Linked DNA regions of Homo sapiens: region 2 is linked to region 1. The links are chromatin loops, found by intact Hi-C in ENCODE. Cell type or tissue: Caco-2. All regions are shown on one strand. Links, peaks and the distances in the headings refer to the core of each region. The heading gives the core; the rest is flanking DNA. Region 1 overlaps USH2A (usherin). Region 2 overlaps USH2A (usherin).

Evidence for each region. A loop is a pair of places that touch in the nucleus more often than their neighbours do. Peaks named below come from ENCODE experiments on the same cell type or tissue, not always from the same donor. Only the 100,000 strongest peaks of a DNase experiment are listed, where the experiment ranks them.
Region 2: a loop joins it to region 1, with 2.2 times the contacts of the local background. A loop is called at or near these places in 1 of 110 quality-filtered maps.

Annotation. Positions count from the first base shown.
Region 1 is chr1:215,876,015-215,878,938 of GRCh38, forward strand. USH2A (usherin) reads right to left here. Exons shown (of 72, transcript NM_206933.4): 42 at 2,750-2,924; 43 at 1,744-1,866. Among named protein-coding and RNA genes, the nearest start is that of USH2A-AS2, 190 kb to the right of the region's middle. In Caco-2, for the core only: no CTCF peak of the experiment used is centred there; no DNase peak of the experiment used is centred there.
Region 2 is chr1:215,931,438-215,934,372 of GRCh38, forward strand. All of the region lies in intron 38 of USH2A (usherin), which reads right to left. Among named protein-coding and RNA genes, the nearest start is that of USH2A-AS2, 140 kb to the right of the region's middle. In Caco-2, for the core only: no CTCF peak of the experiment used is centred there; a DNase peak (open chromatin) is centred at 1,304.

The sequences.
Region 1 (2,924 bases), core at 425-2,924:
TCCACTAGATTATAAGTTCTTTGAGGTCAAGGGCTAAGATGTATTTATCTTTTGTTCCTTATCACAGTGCCTCAGCACACAGTAAGCACAAATAAGCAAAAATAAATGAATTTATTCTACTGAAGTGATAATCATATAGGGATGCCAAATTAAGTAAATAATGAATTAAAAGTAGTTGAGAATAGTATAATGAGCATTATAATTTAGGATAAGCAACATGGATCTGCTAGTAATTGACCAATCTTCACCTATAAAAGTGGCAGTTTCATATAGTTCATTCTGTTGCTTGATCAGATTTACGAGATGCCTCTCTCTGAGAATCTTACAAGAACTAGGATGTTTTCCCACCACAACTTTTTAAGAGGACAGGAGAATTTTCCTTAGTTTTGCCATTCCCCAGAGAGAAGAACACTACAGCTAATATTCCTAAGGTACAGAGCAGTGAATTAATTCTTGATTGAGCTAACCTATTTTTAAGTATTCAGGTGTAGGGCACTATGTGCTGGTATGTGCCAGACACCATGCTAGGAACTGAAGACAGAGTCACGAAGACCGCACCCCTGCCTTATGGTAGATCTGATAATATAACGTGGTGTTTAGACAAGCAGTCAGGCCAGTACACTACAATGACAATAGTGATATGTTAGGGGATGTCCTATGGAAATGTTACAGAGGAGCTGAATCAGACCAGCAAGAGTGTTGGCAGGAAAGGCCTCCTAGAGGAAGAAACCTCCAGGCTAAGACGTGGCAGATGATCTAGTCAGGCAACAGGAAAAGGCAACTATGGGGAAAAGCTGAAAGAGCAAGTGTTGTATGTTGGAGGTACTGAATGCAATACAAATGTGGCTGGAATGCAGAGGCCTTGGTAAGAAAGGGATGGGAGACAAGGCTAGAATGGTAAACAGGGTTCAGACTACAGCTACCCAGTGGTGGGTCTAGAAAAATAATGACCCACATAGAAAAGTTACTGAAACATATGATCGAGGAGTTTTCATAAAATAACGTTCATGTTTTCTGAAATTTAATCACATTGCTTGAACTCATGAAGATTTAGAAGTCATTTAATTCTATAAAATCACCTCATTTTATGGACAACAAAAATGAAGCCCAGAGAAGTTAAGTGATTTTTAAGTAGTGAAGCTTTGTGGCCTAAAGTCACAAAGCTAGTTCTCCAGCACAGGCTAAAGCAGAACCAGATCTCCTAACTCTCCCATGTAGCACCCTTTTCTACTGTCACCTATTAGCCTTTACTGAATGTCTTTGAACTCTAGATTGAATTCTTTCAAGTCCCAATCCTGTTCACTAATGTTTTCTTTTGCGGACTGAATCAATAACTTACAATCAATTATAAGTCATTATAATTCATTTATAAGCCATTTCTAGAAATAGCAAGCATTCTACAAGTGCCCAGGAATTTTCCCCATTTTGTATGTGTTCAATATTTCCAAATTCTTCCATAACGTTTTATGTCTAGATGGAGCCGTGACAAAGGCAATAGGTTAAGGCTTGAACATCTACAAGTTCAACTTCAAAAGGCTTATTTTAAGCATGCAGTTAAGATGGAAAACATTAAACATGCTGACTGTTACAGCTGGGTGATTAATGCCACAGATAATAACCAAACATGTTTTATTGCATAACTGATAACACGCTCACACAATGAAGACACTGAGATACTTTGAACTATTCAACATGCCCAGAACTAAATGCCAGCATTTGTTTTTATAGTTTTTGTAATCTCACCTGCTAAGACCCTTATCTTCATAAAGCCACTGAGTTCCTGAATAAATATTGTGCCACCGATTTAAATCTTCTGGGGGATTTGATGCAAGTGGCTGCTGGATTTTACGTCTCAGAAGCTCATATCTAAAGCAAAAGACAAGCAGGAACATCAGGATTATCTCAACTCATATTGAGATTACCAAAACTCAGGCTGTTCTGTGGCATGTGCGTGTGATATATGCGTGGAAGCATAAAGAATAACATCTTAAGTTTACAGTTACGTGGTTTTGTTTCAGATGAACGTTTTTTTTTCTGGACCAAATTCCATATATTTAATATTTTGAAGAATCAGTTACATTCGCATTTTACTATTATCTCCCAGAATGATAGCATTTTAGATTTCTTCTAAGTTAGATGTGCCAAATCTTTACTGCCAGTTTCGCACAAAGTAGAAATACACAAAGCTTATCAAGTTAATGGTTTCCTATGACTATCAATACTTTATAAACGATGATAATATTATCAACTTTGTATTCTTGGCCAAGTATCAAGTTTGGGTGGTTGCAAAACCATTTCTGAATCACAGCTCTTTTCTTTCATCGTATCGGGCTCCCTGACCACACTCCTCACAAGTTTCCATAAGCTAACAACATGCCAAAGAATTACTGTGTTAGCCTTAGAATTCTGAGGTACATTTGTGCAAATGTATCATATAGAACCTACATCAGGTTTGCCTAACATATAATAAAAGCATATGTTGAAAATGAAGTGATGGATTATGTAGCGAATCCTTAGACAATAGTGATTGTGGTTTCAAGGGTTTTTAGTTCTTCAAATTGATAAACTTTGATGTTTCCATAATAAGTTGAAGTGTACAGTATGATAGTGTATGAAAGTTATGAGTCAGGGGATATTCAATGCCAAATTAGTTCTATGTTCATATAGGAATAAAAGCCTCCTTCATTTCCCTACTTCTCAGAGAGATAAGGACTACAGCAACATAAAAATCATAGTCACCTTCTCTTACCTCAAATTAGGTCCATTTGGCTTGGATGGTGGTTGCCAAGAAATCACAACATATGATTCACTTAGTGGAATCACAGACAATGGGCCAACATTCTGAGGTACGGTGGGGTGAGTGGTAACATAGGTAGGTAAACTCTCTGTGCACCCTCCAAGGTACCCATTACCCCCTGAGCAAG
Region 2 (2,935 bases), core at 274-2,773, 55 kb after region 1:
ATAGGGAAGAATAAAAGAATGAAGAGTTGGCATAACTTGAGAATATTTCTCACCTCCAATACACTCACCCTCCTTACAGTTTGAGCTCCCAATTTTATCTACATAACCAGAGCATTCCTACATTGGACAGTGGTGTACAGAGAAGGTCTCTTTCACAGCTGGCTAAAATACAAGGTTGCTGAGGTTGAGATGAGGCCTGGAGGGCCTGAGTAATAATAAGCTTAAAATTTAAAACAAGTCGTTAAGCAATCTTGACTAATTTATTCATTCACCAATTATTCATTATGCACCTACCATGTGTCAGGTTTAGTCTAGGTGCTGAAGATAGAAATGTGAGTAAGAAACAGTTCCTACTCTATAGGATCTTATAACCAGTGATTGTGACAGATTAAACAGGCAATTTCAGTATAATGTAACTGTTCTCTGGGATACAGAAAGGCCCTATCTCAGCCTCTGTTGGCAAAACATGACTTTCTGATAGACCAATTTCTAGGTTTGAGGCTAAAAAATGAGTAGGATTTGGCCAGATTAAACGGGTAAAGGGGATTTTCCAGGTCATATTTGATAGCAAATATTTGATGAAGTAAAAAAGAGCATTTTATTTTGCCCAACTCTTTTCTTATTATGTTTTAAAAGTATGCAAAAGAAGCATAGCTAAGGATATTATCATCACAAATCTTGCATCACCCAGCATTGAAAGATACTAGGAATTCAACATCACCATAAGAGAGATCTAATATTGAAATCAAGGAAATGGCAATAATGATAACAATCCAACTATAATGGAAAAGTAAATAGCATATAGAACCTTCTCTGCCCATAAGTTGGTTTGCCTCCGTATATTGGTCCATTTATTATTCATTTCAGAATGAAACACAGTTCACTGGACAAAGGCATGGAAGATTTCTTTAATAACTCTCAGTACTAATTTAATTCTACTTAAACACACATATTCTAGTGAATGCCACATGCTTTTCAGCATGATTTTTATGTGTAAATCAGGATAATATGTTTTCAGATCATTAAGTAAAAGGAAGCATGAACTAAAACCTATTTAATCAATGAGGTATCACCTTTAAACTGCCACAAGGTCATAAAAAAGATAATTTTAAAGCTATACGTTTCCTAATTGTAATCAACAACAATCTAATGAAAAAAGAAAGTATGTCCTAATGGCCATAATAAACTTTAGCGAATCACTGTCTGTCTTTGAAGACATTTGCTTCCTCTTTGGTGAAGGACTGACTCCCAAATTCTAGATTTCTGAATACATAAAGTGGAGGATTGCATCAGGCCCAGAGAGTGTGGGCCTGCAGTGCATTATGGTAATGACACAGATAAGCATCCACAGAGCAAAGATGAAGATAAGCCTCAGTTAATGGTTTACTCAGTTTGACTGCACCACTATAAAACAATATTTTAGTTTCTTTCTATTTGTATAATATTAACCCTTTTACTGACAGGTATATTCACATAGCGCATATTCCGTTAGCAGTAGGACCTTGCTATTTTTAATTGAATCTTGATATATGTATAAATAACAAATTATTAGACCATACATTCCTAAAAACATAAACAATGAATTAAATTTGCCCTATTTTATGAATATGATATAAATTACTGTAAATCACAAACTATTTAATCAGTATAAATACCCTAAAATAAACACGCTTATTAAATATTGTATATATCCTGTAGAAAAGGTATTACTATATAACTTAAAACCTCCATTATGGCACTGATTACTCTTTAATTTCTAAATTTGAGTAAAGGATATTATATTCTAAGGTTTAGAGCCATCACAGTTTTCTATCCTTCCTAGCATGTGTATTGAAGTGAAAAATGAAGATATGAATACCTAAGGTTTATTTTAGCGGGGGGAGTTTGTTTTATTTTGGGTTTCAGTCTCAATTTTTAAATAAATATATCTAAATTCAATTCCCTTTTAAAATTATTGTCTCAATAAATATGATACTAACCTGAGTTGATCAGCCTCAAAAGTTTCTTTTATGCATTCTTTTCTTAAGTAATGTAGCTTCTGACATTTACAGTTTCAAGTATTTTAGTAAACATCAATTCATTAATTTTAATAATGGCATAAAAGGTAGATAATAGTGTGTGGTTTTATGATACAACAAGTAATGAATCTTTTTTGCAGGGGAGCGGTTCCATACAAACTGAAGATTCCCTTTTATTTTTCTCCAGTGATAAAGCACTTTGTGTTCTTATACTCTTCATAACTGGAAGTGGGGTTAACCTGCCCTTCGGATTGCTGATAAAAGATTGTGACATTCTCCCTTAGTTCAGAATATACTCATTCCTGGGAGATGGGCTACAGGGCAGATGCTGGATGTCCTGGGGTCCTTTGCCTTCAGGATTTTCAGAAAACACACATTCTTTAGCACTCAATTGAGAGTCATGCTCTTAACATTTTGAGGCATGCTTTCTGTTCAAGGGCCATCCATGTCAACCCTAGAGGGGTTTTCCTCAATGCGATTATTTCCCGCAACGAGTTAAAACATGGTGAAGCTGAAGGCACATCAAAATAATGGTAATTGTGAATAGGTCGATTTTTATAGAAATATTTAAAATAAAAATATGCAGACTGTATCACATTTCACACATGAATGTGGCCCTGCTGAACTGTAATTATTAGGATCAGGAATTTAAAGGTGTTTTCCAGTAGTGCAAATGGAATTTTCCTATTCTATCATCTGCACCCTGCCCTTTTTGCCAAATGAAGTACTTTAAGTATACAATTGAACTAGTTATTTAGAACACCAGGAATGAGAACCATTTGCAGTAGAAAATGGAAGCTCAAATTGCAAATATAAATTTTGGCTTTAAGTAACGCCTTGAACAAAATCATTTCCCAATTTTCTTAACATGCAGAAATCCAGATATATATATGTGTGTGTGTGTATGTGTGTATGGT